5 separate regions of the Homo sapiens genome follow, and regions 1, 2, 3 and 4 are each linked to region 5. A link is a loop called in an ENCODE intact Hi-C map of the cell type or tissue named here. Cell type or tissue: dorsolateral prefrontal cortex. All regions are shown on one strand. Region 1 overlaps ANKRD44 (ankyrin repeat domain 44). Region 2 overlaps ANKRD44 (ankyrin repeat domain 44). Region 3 overlaps ANKRD44 (ankyrin repeat domain 44). Region 4 has its middle 56 kb from the start of SF3B1. Region 5 overlaps ANKRD44 (ankyrin repeat domain 44).

What was found. Hi-C counts contacts between places; a loop is a spot of excess contacts. Peaks named below come from ENCODE experiments on the same cell type or tissue, not always from the same donor. Only the 100,000 strongest peaks of a DNase experiment are listed, where the experiment ranks them.
Region 1: a loop joins it to region 5, with 4 times the contacts of the local background. A loop is called at or near these places in 24 of 110 quality-filtered maps.
Region 2: it touches region 5 in a loop (4-fold over the local background); 5 of 110 quality-filtered maps call a loop at or near these places.
Region 3: it touches region 5 in a loop (8-fold over the local background); 37 of 110 quality-filtered maps call a loop at or near these places.
Region 4: it touches region 5 in a loop (2.7-fold over the local background); 72 of 110 quality-filtered maps call a loop at or near these places.

The regions. Positions count from the first base shown.
Region 1 is chr2:197,107,050-197,111,049 of GRCh38, forward strand. ANKRD44 (ankyrin repeat domain 44) reads right to left here. Exons shown (of 28, transcript NM_001195144.2): 9 at 3,717-3,795. Among named protein-coding and RNA genes, the nearest start is that of ANKRD44-AS1, 89 kb to the right of the region's middle. In dorsolateral prefrontal cortex, a CTCF peak has its summit at 2,091; a DNase peak (open chromatin) is centred at 1,902; H3K27ac peaks cover 2,989 bases.
Region 2 is chr2:197,076,330-197,080,329 of GRCh38, forward strand. It overlaps ANKRD44 (ankyrin repeat domain 44), which reads right to left. Exons shown (of 28, transcript NM_001195144.2): 16 at 2,374-2,485. Among named protein-coding and RNA genes, the nearest start is that of ANKRD44-AS1, 120 kb to the right of the region's middle. In dorsolateral prefrontal cortex, a CTCF peak has its summit at 2,375; a DNase peak (open chromatin) is centred at 2,396; H3K4me3 peaks cover 672 bases; H3K27ac peaks cover 3,355 bases.
Region 3 is chr2:197,166,747-197,170,746 of GRCh38, forward strand. The region is part of intron 2 of ANKRD44 (ankyrin repeat domain 44); the gene reads right to left. Among named protein-coding and RNA genes, the nearest start is that of ANKRD44-AS1, 29 kb to the right of the region's middle. In dorsolateral prefrontal cortex, CTCF peaks have their summits at 2,087 (motif pointing left) and 2,290; a DNase peak (open chromatin) is centred at 2,085; H3K4me3 peaks cover 251 bases; H3K27ac peaks cover 1,652 bases.
Region 4 is chr2:197,376,537-197,380,536 of GRCh38, forward strand. It overlaps the pseudogene NPM1P46. Among named protein-coding and RNA genes, the nearest start is that of SF3B1, 56 kb to the right of the region's middle. In dorsolateral prefrontal cortex, CTCF peaks have their summits at 2,083 and 2,283; DNase peaks (open chromatin) are centred at 2,045 and 2,338; H3K4me3 peaks cover 789 bases.
Region 5 is chr2:197,010,105-197,014,104 of GRCh38, forward strand. ANKRD44 (ankyrin repeat domain 44) reads right to left here. Exons shown (of 28, transcript NM_001195144.2): 18 at 3,407-3,608. Among named protein-coding and RNA genes, the nearest start is that of PGAP1, 85 kb to the left of the region's middle. In dorsolateral prefrontal cortex, CTCF peaks have their summits at 2,138 (motif pointing right) and 2,355; a DNase peak (open chromatin) is centred at 2,117; H3K27ac peaks cover 2,588 bases.

The DNA.
Region 1 (4,000 bases), 97 kb after region 5:
CATTGACAACCAGTGAGGAAAATAAACATTTGCCAGTTTAGAAGTATGCAGAGCATGTCAGAAAGGATAATTAATTAGTATCCTCTAAGCATTCATCTGAAATTAGTTTTTCATTGCACAAACAAGAATGATCAGCTTATTAAGTTGCCTTGGAAGGATTGTGAGCCAAAGGGTCAAAAATCTCACATTGACTCATCCTAACCTACAACTTGACTCTTCCTTTTCAAACTCTATTTATTTTTAAAGCTTCTGTGAAGAAAACATCATTTTTGAACTTGTGTAACCTGCTGGACGGCATCTGAGGGGGGTGCCTAGGGCCAATGGTGAGGTCAAATGCCTTCAGACACCAGATGCTGTCTTTGGTCAGTTGCTTTCCCTCTATTGCTGTGACAACACAGCTTCAGACAACAAACAATGTGATTGGATAGCAGAGGTAGTCTTTGCTTACTAACTAAAAAAGAGTGGGGTTTTTTTTTTCATTATTGTCTTACTAAAGCTGGATGATTCTGGAAAAACAAAGTTATGAAAACTAGTAATCCTGACTGGAGAGCAGTCAGAGAAGCAGAGAAAACTATTCAAAGTCCAAACACCAATGCAATTTAACAAAACAAATAAATACAAAGAACATTCCTCAGTAGCATGTTTAGTTGCTTCAGGGAGCCAAATGCTGTGCCCATGTGGTCCTGGAGGACAGAGGGGCTCCTGCTAGGTGATGTCCCACTCTGGGGGGACTGACACCAGGCCCTAGGGGCATGAGCTTCTGGAGAGGGAGTGTCCCAGCAACAGCCCAAGATTCTTCCCAGAAGGAAGCCAACAAACAGGAGGTAAAAAAAGAACTTCCTTTTCTTCTCCCCAAGGGCATTTTAAAAAATGTCAAATGGAAGAATTCACAGTTCTCACATGTGTTATGAATGCAAAAAAATTGTCAGTTGAGATAAGAGAATACCAAAGCATCCTTTTACAGGGAAAACTCTATTTCAAATATAAGTGACTCTCAGAGTAAACAGAATTCAATTTTAAAAGGAATTTTTTTAAAACACCATTGGTTTCTGGAGGTCATGTTTATAAGCGTGGTGGTTGAGAGTTCAGTCTCTGATGTCAGACTTCCTGTGTTCAGATCCCTATTCCTCAACATACTGGCCATTTATCCAGACACAAGTGACAACCTCTCTGCCTCAGCTTCCTCATCTTTGAAATGGAGATAATCATAGTACCTTTTTCTCATAGGGTGGTTGAAAGGCTTTATAAGTGGTGTTTAGCCAAGTGCCTGGCACACTATGAACACTTGGCTTTATCATTATCACTTAGCTTTATCATTATATATAATAGGCTACATATTATAGCCACTATATCCTTATCAATTCAGGCCCCTGGACCCCACCCAATCCATAAGCAAGATGCCAGGACAACCAAGAATGAGAGAGGTTCTGAAACAAAGATCCCCTGACCACAGAGGATAAGAGACAGGGTCTCTTTTAGGTCTCCCCCAACTCAAAAGTCTAGCAACAGCAGGGCACGGTGGCTCACACCTGTTAGCCCAGCATTTTGGGAGGCCAAGGTGGACAGATCATTTGAGGCCAGGAGTTGAGACCAGCCTGGTCAACACATGGCAAAACCCCATCTCTAGTAAAAATACAAAAATTAGCTGGGCATGGTGGCACACCTGTAGTCCCAGCTACTTGGGAGGCTGAGGCACAAGAATCGCTTGAACCCGAGAGGCAGATGTTGCAGTGAGCTGAGATCACCCCATTTCACTCCAGCCTGAGCAACAGAGTGAGAAAGTGTCTTAAAAAACAACAACAACAACAACAACAACAACAACAAAAACACAAATAAACAAAAAAAGTCTAGCAAGAATATCCAGGCAGGACATGGAATTCTTCCAGCCCACATGGCTCTTGCAGAGGCCAAAGCTGCCAGCAGTCCCCTGGGACTGTTGTAAGCATGCCAGCAGGACAGAGAGGAGATGCGTCATAGAGATGACCAGCATGGCCTGACGCACAGGGATGAACCTGCGGGGAAGGCAGTGCTTAGAAGGAGAAAAGTTGTTTTCCCTCCAACCTTGTCTCTGGAGCTTGAAGTTGCTCTAAAAGGGAACCAAGCTGTTTAAGTTTTGTTTGTTTCTAAAAGTTTTGTTTGTTTTTAAAGGGGGGTGGACATTATTTCTGAAAAACAGTTGAGAAATACAGTGGCATAAGAGACGTGCTCGAAAGAGACTAGGGTCACTCCCCCCGACCCCCTTTATTTACATTCAGCAAAATAAAACACGGTGGCCTTTTCAATAAAATGAATGTCAAAGGCATAGCACATATTTCAAATTAGAAATAATGGGTATTGCACGGTTAATTTCTGTTTTACCTTCCTTGGCTCACTGGAAACTTGTTAGGATTTCTTTTCCCTATAGCTTCACTGGAATGCATATAAATTTCCTTTGCTTTGCTGCAGATATTTTGCTTGCTAAGCATAATTCCACTGGCTGGTCTTCCATCCAAATGTCAAATGACTTCTTTGTTTTATGTCTTAAGTGACTAAGACATAACTCAGTGCCACTAATAATTCAAGTGTATGTGGTCCGAAATTCTTATAGATGAGAAAAATACAGGTCCAAGGAAACTGACTAATATCAGAATTTTGAGAAGTAGAAGTATGGGTCAACTAAAAATAGGAACTGCCAGATTGACCTGGAATATCAGCTTAAAATCTGAACTAAACCTGGTTTTTGTCTTTTTTAAATACTCTCTAAGATTTACTAATAGAAGTGATGCTGCTGGCCATGACCCCCTATTAGTAACATGAACCAGGATGTAAAATGATACTCCCTAGTACTTTGACTTCAGTGACAACCTGATGGTTCAAGCATACCTTTGTCGTAAGCCCAGAAAGTTACTATATTACTGTGACTTTCCCAGGTCTTCTCTGTCAAGCCTGTGAATTTTTTTTTTTTTAAGACAAAGTCTCGCTCTGTCACCCAGGCTAGAGTGCAATGGCACAATCTTGGCTCAGTGCAACTTCCTCCTCCCGAGTTCAAGCGATTCTCCTGCCTCAGCCTCCTGAGTAGCTGGGATTATAGGCACCTGCCACCACTCCTGGCTAATTTTTGTATTTTTAGTAAAGACAGAGTTTCACCATGTTGGCCAGGCTGGTCTCGAACTCCTGACCTCAGGTGATCTGCCCACCTCGGCCTCCCAAAGTGCCTGGGATTACAGACGTGAGCCACCACGCCCACCTAAGCCTGTGATTTTATGATCCTTTATATCACATCCTTACCTGCTTTTCCTCTAAGTCATCTCATTTTTCCTAATTTTGCCCAACTAGCTTAATAAGTTTTAACTTAGGAAATTATAGTGAACTCTAAAATTTAAAAATAATTCAGATTTGTTGCTGGAAAATGAATGCTACTTACCTTTATTAGTTTCAGAGTGAGATGCACAGGATCTTGAGCCTACATAAATACATCATTTCCAATTTCAAAGCTCATGCTCTGTGCCTGACTCCAAATTGACTGTGAAACTGTGGCTTTATGTTTTTACTATTAAGGTGGATGTTGATGACATGTCTGATGAACAGTTTTTAGCAAAGTACATCAAAGAATTATGTAATTGCATGCTTACTAAAACTCCAAAACAGGGCATCGACTTTCATATGCAGGTGACTGACAGCCAAATTCACAACAAGAAACTATCGAAATAATGACACTACTGAAGCATCTCTCTTACCATTCTGAATGAGGGTCTGTGACCGTGTGAACCTTCCATGGACAGCTGTCATGTGCAGTGGACTTTTGCCATCTTTACTCTAAAAAAAAGAGAGGGAGAGAAAAACAATGGAGGTGCTCATGAGCCAGTGACACCCATCTGAAATACCCCTATGGACACTCCTAATAATGCCCTGAAAACATTCATTTATTTATTTATTTTTTAAGTATGATCAACATGAGGCTGCAGTGAGCTAGGATTTTACCACTGTACTCCAGCCTGGGTGACAGAATGACATTCTTCTA
Region 2 (4,000 bases), 66 kb after region 5:
TCACCTCCTAGTGCATGTAAGTTAATTGGTTTGCTTTCCTAACATCTAATACCCAAGGAAATTGGAGTTTTAAAGACTGTTAAGATATTGGGTTCCTACAGAAAGAGGGAAAATATATGAGAAAAAGCATCCCCCTCAAAACCCCACTTCTTCATTTAATACTTGTTTTGGGGTTTTTAAAAAAACTTTTAGGTTCAGGGGTACATGTGCAGGTTTGCTATATAGGTAAATTTGTGTCATGGGGGTTTGCTGTACAGATCATTTTGCCACCCAGGTACTAAGCCTTTTACCAAATAGTTATTTTTTCTTATTTTCTCCCTCCTCCCACCCTCCACCCTTAAGTAGGCCCCAGTGTCTGTAGTTCCCCTCTTTGTGTCCATGTGTTCTCATCATTTAGCTCCCCCTTATAAGTGAGAACATGCAGTATTTGGTTTCTTGCTCCTGTGTTTGTTTGCTAAAGATTATGTCCTCCAGCTGTATCCATGTTCCTACAAAGGACATGATCTAGTTCTTTTTTATGGCTGCATAGTATTCCATGGTATCTATGTACCATACTGTCTTTATCCAGTCTACTGTTGATGGGAATTTAGGTTGATTCCATGTCTTTGCTATTGTAAATAACGCTGCAATGAACATACATATGCATGTATCTTTATGGTTAGAATGATTTATATTCCTTTGGGTATACACCCAGTGGTGGGATTGCTGGGTTGAATGATAGTTTTGCTTTTAGGTCTTTGAGGAATTGCCACAGTGCCTTCCACAATGGTTAAACTAATTTACACTCCCACCAACAATGTATAAACATTCCCTCTTCTCCACAACCTGGCCAGCATCTGTTATTTTTTGACTTTTTATTAATAGCCATTCTGACTGGTATGAGATGGTACCTCATTATGGTTTTGATTTGCATTTCTCTAATGATCAGTGATGCTGAGCTTTTTTTCATACGCTTATGGCCACACATATGTTTTCTTTTGAAATTCACTTAACACTTGTATCAAAGACAGGCCCTATTCCCTTTTCCCTCCTTTCAGAACCCTTTCCTCCTGTCTTATCTCCTGTTCTAATCCATCCACAGTTAGGTGAGCCAGCAGTGGGGATAAGATACCTGCAAAGGCCTGATTTGTGGTTCCACTCCTAGGGGAAAGTCCAGGATTGTTTTCAGGGTTGTGTTTTGTTTTGATTGGGAGGGGTTGGGGCATAAGAATGTTTTTAGCCTACTTAGGATCTTTGCTTTGTACGAACTACACCCCAGAGGAATTTTGGGATGCATTCCAAAATAGGAATACATAAAACTTTCTGTCCCACTAAAACCATTCAGGAAAGTGAGAGGAGAACTTTCATCCTGTGTTACAAACGGCTGACTGAGGTTTCTTTCCTGAAAGCAAACAACAGTAACACTTCTACCAATTATATTGATAATCCGGTCTGTTCGACTGACAGTGTAAATTAAGATCAATTAACACCTCCTCCTAACCGTTTTTGAATGTTTTATAATTGTCACAAATAGTCATCTCTTTGTAAATTACACAGGGCAAATGTTGATCTAATCAAAGGGGGGTAATTTCATTTTCAGACAAAATTTGTGAAACCTTCTTATGGACAGGAAAAACTCTTACTTGAATAACAGAAATAATGGTACCAAAATGGTCTTCCTGAAAAAATGAAGATATTGCATGCGATATGTTATTTCTATACAAAGAAGGTGTTAGGATAATTATCCTGAGTTTCTAGACTATGAAGGATTAAAGATAACTCACAAAAGTACTATAGAACAGCACACATTATTAAGACTATAATAACAAACTGTATAATAAAAGTTTGTTTTATCATGACAATTATGACATGGTTTTCATAGAGAAAACCAATTAAAGACAGCTGTGTCTTAAGTATATTTTGGAAGGCAGGCTCATAATATGTAGTGACAGTAGAAAGCCTTCACTCTGCCACTGATTACCACACACACACACACACACACACACACACACACACACGCATACACATTTTGTGAGGAGCATTTCTTATATGGGATCTAAACACAAAGCCATATTTGCTAATAGGTCTATACCAACTTCCATGGCAATGCTGGTGTTAGGAGGCAGAAATGGTACTGCCTTATATCGATGACTACCATGCTTTTGTGCTGTGCTTAAAAGCCTTGGGTGGTGGTGGGGCTCTAACCTGCAATGGAAGGCAGCATGGTGCAGTAGAAAAAACACTTTTTGAAATCAGAATTCATGAAATCCTGATTCATGGACCCACTTTTTACACAAGCCAGAGCTACAACTCTGGAAAAAAACAGTTAATGCCTCTGTGATTTGGGGTATGTGTGTGTGTGTGTGTTAGAGAAAACAAAACAAAACAACTCACCAATTCCAGACACTGCCTGTGCCCATAGGCGGCAGCATAATGTATGCTATTGTAACCTTCCTTGTCCCGGATAGATGGATTTGCATCATTTTGAAGCAGAAACTCTAGACATCTGTAAGTATAAAGATGAAGTGTTATTTTAGAAAACATCTCTGGACTGAAAAAGATAATTTATGTAAATCCTCCTATTACGAACGTTCCATGAAGTACTTTATGAGTTTGTTTCTTTAAAAATCCTACAGCAATGAAGTTTTATGTGTTGAAAATTGTGTGTGTGTGTGTGTGTGTGTGTGTGTATGTTTTCTGTAGCTATCTTTATTTGAGCTTAATATAGCCATTCTAGAATTCAGGAAAAGCTTTAGGAAAAAGAGGGTAATTACGATTTTTTTCTCCTCATCTTCAGGTAAGAACATCTGTTATCAAGATTACTGAATAGCAAGTTTTGGAGCTCCATGTTCAACAAAGTCTCAATAAAGAAGTGGTCAGTATCAGGGCAAGTAACAGGGCAACCTCAATAGGGAGGGGTTTACTCTTAACCTCACCATAAAATCAAAGGTTAGAAAATGAAAGTTAAAAAGAGTAAGAAAAAAAAATAAGAATAGCCTAAACAATAAAAAGATTAAAGGAATGGGTAAGCATTTTTAAAGAATGAAGAATTAACTTCATAACCACATATGAATAAAGAGGCTTAAATTTCACCATTAGGAATATAGACCTGAAAAATCAATGTTTAAAGCCTTTTCAGGCAGAGTTGTAATTTTTCTGAAAAAGCCACAGTCTTTGGAATGCTTAGAGGAAGGAGCACGGCTCCACCTTCACTGAAGAGCCCAAAACTCTGGTTCACAAGTACCCAGGAATGTAATAAGTTCTGCTCAGGGCCTACTGCAAACGGTCCAGTCCTGCTGGGAAAGAGGGAGTCACTAGTCAGGAAGCGCTGCTTCATAGCATCAGCATTATCCCTGTGGCAGTGGGACAAACATGTCTTTTACAAGACCAAGCTGATTCAATTTCATACTCAAATCAAAATGTTAAGATTCTAAATATCAACCCATACATTAAATAAGACCTTCCAATAGAAAATTTCTATAGTTTACCCAAAAACTATAAATAGCATTTACCTATCTTTTGGTATAAGGCAAAACGAAAAAAGTCAATTACACATAGGGACAATTAAAACAGACACTTCAATTTCTAGAAAAACTGATGAAAGCCATACATTTTAAAAAAACCAAATACCCACATGTCAATAATAAATCAAACTATTCTTAGAGTCTTGCTATTATTCTCTCTTCGGTCATTTGCACCTTATAAGGAAGGAAGTTCTTTTTTATTTTGGTAATTAAATGCCCATGGAAAGGATCCCAGGTATGACTCACTGTAAATTGAATTTGACTCTTTAAATGAAATCACTCAATAGGAATAACATGCTAGTGGACACACAATTCCCAATTTCTGAATGGATTATATCCTAAAAATCAGTTAATAAATTGAATTTGTAATATAGCCAAACTATATATACTAACAACAGTATTATTATAATAAAAGTAATGTAGAATTTGCATATTCTCCACATTGCTTGTAAGGAAAACATGCATTCCGTGTTTTCACTGGGAATGCCTAGTTTTTT
Region 3 (4,000 bases), 160 kb after region 5:
GGTAGACAGCAGAGCCACACTTGGAACCAGGCACTCTGGCCACCAATGCTCACACTCTTAGCCACTATTCTATGCTGTATCCTAGAATAACCTATCGCTAGGCTATATTGACTTCTTGCAAATACCATTTAGGAACCAAATATTTTCTTTTCAAGATAAATCAAGTCAATTCTTATGTGATATATAGTGTCCTGAGAGAAATTACTTTGTCCAAGAATAAAAGCATAACATCATAAGTGACAGGTCTAGTTTTTAAGCTAATAGAAATTAATATATGTGGTATTTTTGTTTATAAATCAGTCTGAGTTTATACTGTGTGAATCATTTTCCCAAATTCCAGTCACTCTTGCACTGTGCTGAGAAAAATCAAGCCTCCTCAGGTGATGTGTATGCACATCAAAGTTTGAAAAGCATTAGCTATAAGGTAGAAATAAGACATTTGCCTTTCAGCAGCGCCTGCCACCAATCAGCCAAAAGAAAAAAAAAAAGTCTTTTTGAACACATACATTTTTATTCTTTCATAAACTTCATATACATGCCACTATATTATCATATTTAATATGCAATAAGATACACATAAAATATACATTTTAATTTTTTAAAAACAGATTGAAGTAGATATTTCATTGCCCCCAGTGGATCATCTGGCACACTTCCTAAGATGCCTATATTCCCCTTTTTGGAATCTACATACCTTACATCAAGGATCTTATCTAAGAGCTAGACCATCTATCTTAGATGGGTATCTTCCAATCATCGAAGACTTCCCAGAACCCAAATCAAGAATAATTTCTACAGTTAAAGAAAATACTGTGTATTGTTACTTTGTCAATGAAGCCCACCAGAATGCATCTAAGAGCAGGGGTTTTGGGAAATCTACATCCAGGTGATGTTTTTAAATAGTTCAAGACCATTCTTCTATGTCTTAATTTACAAACATTCTCTAATAAGCATGAACTATACTTGGTTGCTTCACCTCCCGTGGCTGGGCATGTGGAAGAAACTGAAAAAATACTTGTTAACTGCATGACTGTCTTCCAGCCAAAGTGATGATCTTTGTCATCTGGTTTCATGCAAAACATGCAGATTTTCCCCTTTACCATACTCTTCTTCCCTAAGAGTGAGACTATCCCAGAGGCAGCATGTTGAGCAGAGCCATCTCTTTTTATCTAGCATTCTATTGGGCAGAACATGAATTTAGCTACCTGTAACATATAATTCAGAGATTCAAGAGTTTTGCAAAAATGACTTGTCTTTGGAGCCTTGAGCCGCCCTGTCACAAGTTCAACAACCTTGTGGCTGCCTTGCTGAACTGAAGCCCTGGCCACATGGAAAGGCCACATAGAAGTGTTCAGGCTGACAGCCAGCATCAGCCACCGGACATGTGAGTGAAGTCACCTCTAGATGATTCCAGCCCCCATCTGTCAAGTCACCCCAGCTGACAAGTCTTTCCACAGAACAGAGAAAAGCTATCCCACTGTGCCTGTTGGAATTCTTAACCCACAAAATCCATGAGCATCATCAATTGGCTGTTTTATGCCACTAAACTTTGGGGTGGTTTTTATACTGCAATAGTAAAAGTCTCTGTGAGATTCTGAAGTGCTCTCTGAATTATTATAGAAAGACAACATTATGTTTAGTGTTAAATGGCCTTATTTATTTTCAAACTCAGGGTAACCAGGCAGTCATTGATTATTAAAATATACAGGGGACTCTAACAACAAGATTTATTAAACCCCATCATCATTTCCTTTGTGTACCAGCAAACAGCCAATTACTACATGTGCAGAATAATGGTGGCAATTGTCACTTTGCTGTCCCCTGCGAAGCAACTCTTTAGTTCTGTCTCCTCTCTCAGAAATGAATTGCTCCTTCTCCTCCTCTAGCTCTTCCCCTTCTTCTCCCTATTGCTCAGGCTGGGAACTCAGGACTCATTTTTAGATGCTCTCTCTTCCTTGCCCCTCACATTGAATCCATCATCAAATCCTGAGTGGTCTACCTTCATGACACACTTGGAAGCAATCTGCAGCTCTCCCCATGTAGAGGTTAGAAGTACCGTAATCCATGTGAGTGGCGCCCCCTAGAGCTCATGAGTACATGGCGTCATGGCCACTGCAAACACCCTACTTCAGGCACATCATTTCTGCCCTGACCCCAACTATGGTCTTCCTGCTGCTCTCACAGCTTCTACTCTCCCTGTCACAATCTGTAATTCACACAACACCCAGAGTGACTTTCCAAAATATTCTCCAGAACATTGTGCACCTAAGTGGAATCCAAACTCCTCGCTCAGCTCTGATGACCGGCCCCTTTCTTGTCTCCTCTCCAACTTCCTTTTCTACCACCTTCCCCCTCCTTCACTCTCCTTCAGCCACACTGGCCTTAATTTTCTTCTGGGAAGTTGCACTCTCTCCCCTAACCCTCCTTGGGGCCTTTGCTCCTGTCTTTATCCAGCCTGAAACATTCCCCCCAATCTTCTCATGGCCCCCAATTTCTCATGGCCAGTCTCAGCTTAAATGTCACTGCCACCTCAAGAGACCTTTCCTAACTACCTTTTGTTAGTATCATAGCACACTTGGCTTTCTTCATAGCAGTCTTCTCAGTTTATAAGTACCTATTCATTCATTTCCTTTACCTGTTTACTTCCTTTCTCTCCAATACACTGTAAACTCCTGATGCAAGGACCAGGCCTGTGTCCACCACTAATACAACCCCAGCACCTGTCATGGTGCCTGACACATAGCAGATTCTGTCAGTATATGTTGAGTGAATAAATTTACTTGCATACTATGTAGCAGTGGATTGTGATACCCTACTCCACTCCCACCTCCAGAACATCTGTTTTCCTCCCAGTTGACCACGGACCAATGGTTCTCAAAGTGCAGTCCCCAACCAGCAGCATCAGCATCACCGGAACTTACTAGAAATGCAGATTCTCAGGCCCCACCCTGGACCTCCCAAATCAGAAGCTCTGAGGGTAAAGCCCATCAATCTGTATTTTAACAAGCCTTCCAGGATTCTGATACACACTCAAGTTAGAGAACCACTGCCACAGACTATTCCAGAGACTCTAATTCTAGAGCAGTATGTCTCGAGGTATATTCCACTGGCTCTGAGGGATCATCCCAGCTGTTAAAAATTTTTTAAAAAAAAGAGGGAGGAGGCCAGGTACGTGGTTCATGCCTGTAATCCAAGCACTTTGGCAGGCCATGGCTGATGGATCTCTTGAGTCCAGGAGTTCAAGACTAGCCTGGGCAACATGGCAAAACCCCATCTCTACAAAAAATACAAAAATTAGCTGGGCATGGTGGTGTGTGCCTGTAGTCCCAGCTACCTGGGGGGCTGAGGTGAGAGGTTTGTAGGAACCGAGGAAGTTGAGGCTGCAGTGAGCCATGATTATTCCACTGCACTCCAGCCTGGGCGATAGAACAAGACCCTGTTTCCAAAAAAAAAAAAAAAAAAAAAAAACTGGGAGGCATTCAAAGCCAAATGACATTGAGAAACACGGTGTTCAAGAAAGTTAAACAGATTCCCTTATGGCAGGAATTCTCAGAACCTTTAATATGACAGTTACCTTGTAAATCACTAAAATACAAGGAAATTTGTGGTAGAAGTGCTTCCCAAGTTTACTTGGCCACAAAACTCCCTTTCTTTCCCTCCTAAACACTTGTCAGACTTGTTCTGGACTCTGAGAAACACACTTTGGAAAATGCTGTCATAATGTAGTCTTCCCTAGAGAAAATCTTTCTAACACCATTCCAATTCATTGTGCCTAGAGCAATATTAATAATGACTGAGTCACTGGCAGCAACTTCTTTAAGCTTTGTGCATCTTTATCTTTCTTAGACTTGAAAATAAATGCTTAATGCTAAACACATTTTCATATGTCTTTTTAATATCAGTAAAAAGATCAGATTTTTGTTAAAGTCTGAAATGTTCATGAAGGCAAATATGGAAGGGTAGAAACTGGTGGCAATTTCAAGTTGAATTAAAATGAGAT
Region 4 (4,000 bases), 370 kb after region 5:
GTGCCTATAATCCCAGTACTTTGGGAGCCTGAGGAGGGAGGATCAGTTGAGCTCAGAAGTTCAAGACCAGCCTGGGCAACATAGTGAAACCTTGTCTCTATAAAAAAAAATTAAAAATTAGCTGGGCATGGTGGTGTGTGCCTGTAGTCCCAGCTACTCAGGAGGCTGAGACGGAAGGATCACTTAAGCCCAAGAGGTCAAGTCTGTAGTGAGCCATGATCACGTTGTGCCTGTATACTCCAGCCTGGGCGACAGAGCAAGACACTGTCTCAAAAAATAAAGATAAAAATCTACCTCTGAGGGCCGGGTGTGGTGGCTCACGCCTGTAATCCCAGCACTTTGGGAGGCTGAGGCAGGCGGATCACTGGAGGTCAGGAGTTTGACATGGGCTGACCAACATGGTGAAACCCTGTCTCTACTAAAAATACAAAAATTAGCCGGGCATGGTGGCACAGGCCTGTAATCCCAGCTACTTGGGAGGCTGAGGCAGGAGAATCACTTGAACCTGGGAAGTGGAGGTTGCAGTGATCCGAGATGGCACCATTTCACTCCAACCTGGGCGACAAAAGCATAACTCTGACTCAAAAAAAAAAAAAAAAAATCTTCCTCTGAGAAGTACAAACAGAACCTGACAGTATTGGAGGCAGAAATCTAAACACAAACATAGTAAGAAAATAGGAAGCTTCATGTAATGTGCTATGCAATGCTAGAAAGGAGAACATGAGGGAATTCCTGCTGAACTATACTAGGACTCCTAGACTAAGGCAGAGACAGACATCAGAGAACCTTAGGATACCCTGCAGACCTCTTCTGTATTCCTGGTTTCAAGGTGACCATGTGGACTGAGGGCCAAATTACTGCCAATCAGATCTAGCCCACCTGTGTGTCTCTTACCTGTGCAAACCCATGGGCAAGCATATGGACTCCTCCCTCTTTTCTTTCCCCTGCTCTCCTTTGCATAGTTTTAAAGAATGGAAAAGTAGCAGATTCCCTGAAGTTAGTTGTGGGATATAGTACGTGCCTAAGGTGATCATGTTTCTGAATGCAAATTCCCCATGGAGTGTATTTATGGGACAATTGGGTGTCATATATGACTTAGAAACTCCCCTAGAGAACTAAGATGTGAACAGGCCAGAGATGTTCCTTCAATTCCATGTGCGTGTGCCAAGCACCTGCTGCCACACACCAGGCCTGCTGGGCACTGGACGTAGGGACAGAAAGCATGAGCCTGGGCCCCCAAGGGTTCATGCCATAATGGGTGGGGCAAGGAGGATTTCGGTTCTGGCTATTTGCTTTCATTATTATCTCAACTGCTTTCATTGCTTTTTGGTTTTTTTGTTTTGGTTTGGTTTGAGATGGAGTCTCGCTCACGGCTCACTGCAACCTCTGCCTCCTGGGTTGATGTGATTCTTGTGCCTCAGCCTCCTGTAGCTGGGATTACAGGCCCGTGCTACCACGCCCGGCTAATTTTTGTATTTTTAGTACAGACGGGGTTTCATCATGTTGGGCAGACTGCTCTTGAACTCCTGACCTCAAATGATCTGCCTGCCTCAGCCTCCCAAAGTGCTGGGATTACAGGAGTGAGCCACCATGCCTGGCCTAGGTTTATTAAAAATTATTATTATTTACTAAGTCTTTTTTTTTCCAGGATGATGGGGATGAGGAGACAATAGCCCCAGCATCTGGTCATAATTTGTAAATCTCGACATTCTCCCTAACACCAGCTGGAAATATTTCATGCTCTAGCATCGTTTTACAAGTTGCTGGCAAAAAATAAGCATCCATCTTATTTAAAGACTGTAATAAAATGAGAAAGATGGTTATTTGCCTTATTTTTTGTCTTTTTTTTTTCCTTTTATAAAAACAGTTAGTTGTTTGCGGTGCCTTCAAAGAATGTTAAGTTAATAAAAGCCAGCCTTTACCTTACAATCTTTATTCAACAGTAAGGTTTGTCAGATACCAAGGGCTGGTTTCTCCCAAAAATCATTAAAGGTCTGGCTCCAAAGGTGTGCAAGCCACCAGTTAACCGGGGCCAGCCTTTGTTTTCCTAGGCTCTGCTGCCCCCTGTCAGAAGCTAAGAATGTTACAGGAAATAGAATATTTTGAACAAAGGTTTTCACAGAACAGCAGTTTTACGCTCTGTCAGGTGATGAAATAGAATACTCTCCCACCTTGTGAATGAAGACCATTGAATTATTTGCTTAAAAATATGCCTACTTGCTTGGCTGCCTAGAAGTTCTTGCACAACTCCCAGCAGTAATAACCTGTCTGAAATAATTCAGGCGGCGGCTGTCATTCACTGAGTCCGTCTGCACATGTACAGGGAGCGGCAGATGGGTGCTGGGGGCGTGAGTTGTGTATCCATTCACAGACCATCGGGGAAGACGACTGAACAGATGACTTCCACGTCGTAGAGCAAGGGAGAAGTGTGTGCACCCCAGGTGCTGGGGGAGCACGTCAATGCAGCACTTTCGCCAGGGGGGTCCTAATGAAGTCGAAGGAGTCCATTCTCAAAGAACTAGCGGGGACCAGCCAGCTGAAGGGGAAGCAAAGGGCTTTTCTGGATAGTAGCAACTGCATGTGCCAAGGCAGAGGCCCCTGGAAGAGGGTGGTAAGTTCTGGCAATAGCAAGAGGGGACTGAATTATACTCTGAGCACCCCAGCTGCTACTCCGCTGCCTGGCAACTGCTGGTCCCCGGGCCACTTCATCTCCCATTGCCTCAGTGTATGGCCAGGTCAGAGGCCAAGACAAAGGCAAGCAAAAGGGCCCTGGAGGGGTATCCAAGGCACACTAAAGTGCTGGCGGTTGCCTTGTGTTCTGCATGCATTCTTTTTTTTTTTTTTTTTGCTTTATTAAAATACTGAGTTTTATTTCACATGTATATTTTTGTCTCCCCACCATTTCCACGTCTGACCACCGCTACTACTATGTCCTATCATAACATTCCATACATACTTAAAACCAAGCAAAGGGTGGAGTTCCATCTTTAAAAACTAAGCAGGCATTTTGGACAACACATTCTTGGCAATGGAACCTGGACAACATTTATCAAACATGGTAGGGAAAGTTCTCACTCTGCATTATAAAAAGGACAGCCAGATATCAACTGTTACAGAAATGAAATAAGATGGAAATTTTTTAACAAATTGTTTAAACTGTTTTCTTAAAGAGACTTCCTCCACTGCCAGAAATCTTGAATAGCCTCCTGCTCAGTCATCCAGAAGCAATTCTTCACATAACTGATGAACTTGGCTTCCACTTTGGGAAGAGAACCACATTTTTCTATACTTGCTTGCATTTTTGCTTTAATGTCTTCTACAGAACTAGGTCCTTTTAGGTGTTTTAGGAGTTTTTTCCTGTTTTTTGAAGGATTCTTGTCCTTTTGATCTTGGTGTTGATGATGGTTTTGAGTCTTTTCCATTCTGATTTGACTTTTGTGCATTTTTGGCTCGAGTATCTTGAATAGATTTCTTCACTGGCGCTTTTTCTTCAGCTTCCTCATCATCAAAGTCATCATCATCATCTTCATCATCGTGATCTTCGTCATCATCTTCTTCATCAGCAGCAAGTTTTACTTTTTTCTGTGGAATCTTGCTACCACCTCAGACCACTTTCCTGATATACGTAAGAGTTTCACATCCTCCTCCTCTCATCTTCTGACTTTGCATCTTCCTCCACAGCTACTAAGTGCTGTCCACTAATATGCACTGGCCCTGAATCACACTTGAACCTTAACACCACTGGTGATGTTATTTCAAAGCCCCCAAGGGAAACCGTTGGCTGTACAGACATTTTCTTTTTTTTCTTTTCTTTTTTTTTTTTTTTTTTTTGAGATGGAGTCTCGCTCTGTTGCGCAGTCTGGAGTGCAGTGGCGCAATCTCGGCTCACTGCAAGCTCCATCTCCCGGGTTCACGCCATTCTCCCGCCTCAGCCTCCCGAGTAGCTGGGACTACAGGCGCCCGCCACCATGCCTGGCTAATTTTTTTTGTATTTTTAGTA
Region 5 (4,000 bases):
CGGTCAGAAGGGAAGGGAGTAGGGACCTGGGGCCGCCTCTTCTCCCAGGTCGTTTTACATTCTGAGGTAGATATTCAGAAGAGGTATTCCTGCAATAGCTCTGACTGATGGGTGGTGGCAGAAAACAAAACCTCACGCCGGCTGGGTGTGCACGCTCCATCCGCTCACTGTTGAGTGACGGTCCCTCAGCCCCACGGTCACCGAGCCACAGGCGGCGCTTTCTCTGACTTCCCAGGCATCCTCGTGCCTGGCCGAGGTGTGACTGGGCTCCCTGGGAGCCCTTTCCTAGGCCAGACTGGGCCTCCCCCTGCCCCTCCTCGCCCAGCGGACCGAGTGGGGGCCAATGTGGGCAGGAAATGCGGCCCCCATGCGGGGCAGGCCTGGACCGGCTGGGGCGGGAGCACTGGATGCACTCCTGTGCACACCAATTCCAGGCAGCTTTAGAAGGCTGTAGTGGTCCCACAGGGGCTGGGAAGCAAACCTGTGATGATAACCTCAGGGTAAGCTGCTTTCTGCCAGGCTATTGAACGCAAACCAAAGCCTTATGATAGGCATGACTTCCCACTCAGGGAGTAAGATGAGAGCAACCGTGGTTAAAATTCCAAATGTGACCTTCTCTCCTCTCTAACAATGAGAAGGCCACAAAGTACATTGTATTTGCCACATTATGGATGTGGAGAGAGAAGGGAATAGACGCCGCTATGTGAGGTTGATAAAGGCTCTCCTAAGAGCTGCATTTTACAGACCTTTTATTTGCTTGCCAGCCACGAGAGAATGCTAATTTAACAATGACACATTTTTTCAGGGACAATACATACATACTGGAATTAGCTTGCATTCATCAACAGCACTCAAATGAACTACAGGAATAATGTGCACATTTTGTAGACCATTGCATTCAGCTAATTCTCAGCAACATTCCATTTATGTATCTCGGGAGGAAATTCTGTGGATTGGAGTACAGGTAATATGTCGTTGCTGCTGCTGTTATGTTTTTTGTTCTTACAATTACACTAAATCTGCTACCATTGGTGAAGTAGGCAAGAAGTTTAATGTATGGCTAAAAGGAAATGACTGGCAAAGGACTGACAGCTGAATACTGCAGATGGCAGGTTCATGAACATGGAAAAACAGCATATTTTGACTGGTTCCTCTTTCTGTAGCAACTTAATACTCTAAATAGTCATAATCATAATAGTTCAAGTGACATTTGATATTTGGCTAAACATAAGAAGAAAAAAATTATCTAACTTCATATAACTCACCCAATGTGTTAGATAGCAAAACAGTTTCTACAGTTGTGCTTTTGTTTTGTTTTGTTTTGTTTTTTGGTACAGTAGCTTTTTGAACTTAGCTAATAGCCCTCAGGTATTTTTTTTTTTTTTTGAGGTAGAGTCTAGCTCTGTTGCCCAGGCTGGAGTGCAGTGGCGTGAACTCGGCTCACTGCAACCTCTGCCTCCTGGGTTCAAGCGATTCTCCTGCTTCAGCCTCCCGAGTAGCTGGGACTACAGATGCACACTACCATGCCCAGCTAAGTTTTGTATTTTTAGAAGAGATGGGGTTTCACCTTGTTGGCCAGGCTGGTCTCGAACTCCTGACCTCAGGTGATCTGCCCTCCTCGGCCTTCCAAAGTGCTGGGATTACAGGCATGAACCACTGCGCCCAGCCCCTCAGGTAAATCTAAGTTCCCCTGAAGTTGGTAGCCAAACTTAAATTCTCTTTGGCTTCCTACACACTACATTTCTTTTTCCCCAAATTGCCTTCTAGCAAAAAGATGCTAACATCTTTAGCTCTGCTGCCAAGTTCAGCTTTGTCTCAGACCAGCTCAGCCTCTTCCTATGAGTGACAACCATTTTTCACACGACTCAAAGACTACAAACTGTCACTCCAACTATCTGTGCCAAAACCTCTCATACTCGTCCTGGCTCTTGCTCCTCATAGTGCTCTGAGGATTTGAAACTCAAAATATTGGCCTCTCAAAAAAGTTGAAAAAGATTTTGGGTAAGCAGATCCTCAAAGCACACGCTAAAGCTTCTGCACAGTAGACATTTTGTGAACAGTCCAGTGACAGTGTCTTTTTAGTGAATGACAGGAGGAAAATCCAAGCTGACTGAGTCTTCTTGACCACTAGGGGGCTTCACTGGACCACAACCCATATCACACTGGCAAATGAGTGAAAATGATTGTTCTTCATTGTTTACCTGTTTATAAGGGCGATTTTCCACAATCAAAGTAGGCCCTTTGTAATTGTCAGGAATTATATAATAACAAAAATAGGATGCTTCTCTTAAAAATAGCAACTAATCTTTTAAAAAGGAGGACAAAATTTGAATTTTATAATAATAACAAGAATGGCTGGGGAGAAAAAAGACTAAATGTGATGAGAAATGAGAATTTATAATTCAACCACACCAACTATTACTAACCTTATGGCTAACGTTTTTTTTTTTTCCAGCAACAATCATTTCCAAGTAAGTAGGCAACAATTAGGTTTTTTCAACCTCTGTATTGTTTTTCTTCAGTGGCTTGGAAATTCAGGGACATAGATGGAAATAGTTTTTTACAAGGTCTATCATTCTGGGAAAATTTTCCCAAGTAACAAGAATCATAAAGTCTTTTGAAAAAGTATCTTCACTTATTTGCTTCCTCAATACACCCATTTCACCAAGTAAGACAGTTATTTATCGTTACAAAATGTTATCTACTACCCTAATCAAAGGCTGATATCACTGGATTTCCTGAGCCAAAGATATCTATGCCTTAGCTGAGCTAGAGACTCTTCCATATTACCCTTATGTCTGTGTATATATCTAGAAGTGTCTTGACACAGGTTTTCATGGGCATGGAAGAAAAATCCCAGAAAAGGCAAATGACTTTCTTTTTGATATATACATGTACTTTTAAAGCGTCTTGATTTTTACATCGATGTGTAAAAAAGCTAAGAAACATCATTTAGGCTGGCAGAATGATGTACTGATTGCTGCCTTATGATTCCTTATGCGAAATAGCCCTGAATACATTAATATGAATATGAAATAGCCATAAAACCTGCTATTGGTTTTATGCTTTCAAATACTGTTTGATTTTGATGTATTTTGTTCTATGTAACTTGTTCTGAAGATTGCATTACACCTTGCCCTTTGTTCAGAATGTTTTGTGGTAGCTTTTAGCCAAAAGTTCTGAACTCTCTTTTGAGTTAACAAGGCCAGAGCACCTGGCCAGAGAACACCAATCACCTCCAAGAGGATAGCAGGCCAAAAGCATTTTGGAAGTGTGGAAGTGCATCTGATGTGGAAAGAAAATTGATATTTAAAAAACTGGGATGAAAGAAGATGCTGCTTTCCTTCTATTAAAACTTACGAACAAGCCACAAAACTAGGGTAATCAGGCCCTTGACAAGACCTACCTGAGGCATGAAGTGGGGTTCTTTTGGTTACATTGTCTTTCACAAAGATGGATGCGCCCTGATTGATAAGCGCTTCCACACATTCTGTGTGTCCTTTAAAGGCAGCCAGATCCAGAGCAGTGCGGCCTTTCTCATCCCTGATGTCCAGGTCCACCAACGACTGCAGAAGGACTTCCAAGGCTTGATGGTGCCCATTGTAGGCCTGCAAAGAAGAAACCAATGGCTCCCATGCTTGCTCGCTCACCTCAAATCCCGCCACAGTCCACAGGAGGGGCTGGGCTTCCTGGGCCATGGATAGAGACCACTCCCAAGAGCACGTCAGAAAAACACTTGGAATATTTATTAAAACTCAGGCAAGCTGGAGAGTTAGACTGAAACACTACAATGCACAAACCTCACAGTTCCATATGAGTTTCGTGTTCTTTCTCTTTTGTCACATAATTTGCTCCAAAGACACTGAATGTATTAATGTATTCTTATATTTATATCTACTGATCTAATCATCTAATATAAACTAACAGCTGAATGAATTACCATATTCTTTTATCTGTCAGTTCAGTCCTAAACATATTGGCATAATCAGAATTTTTTTCC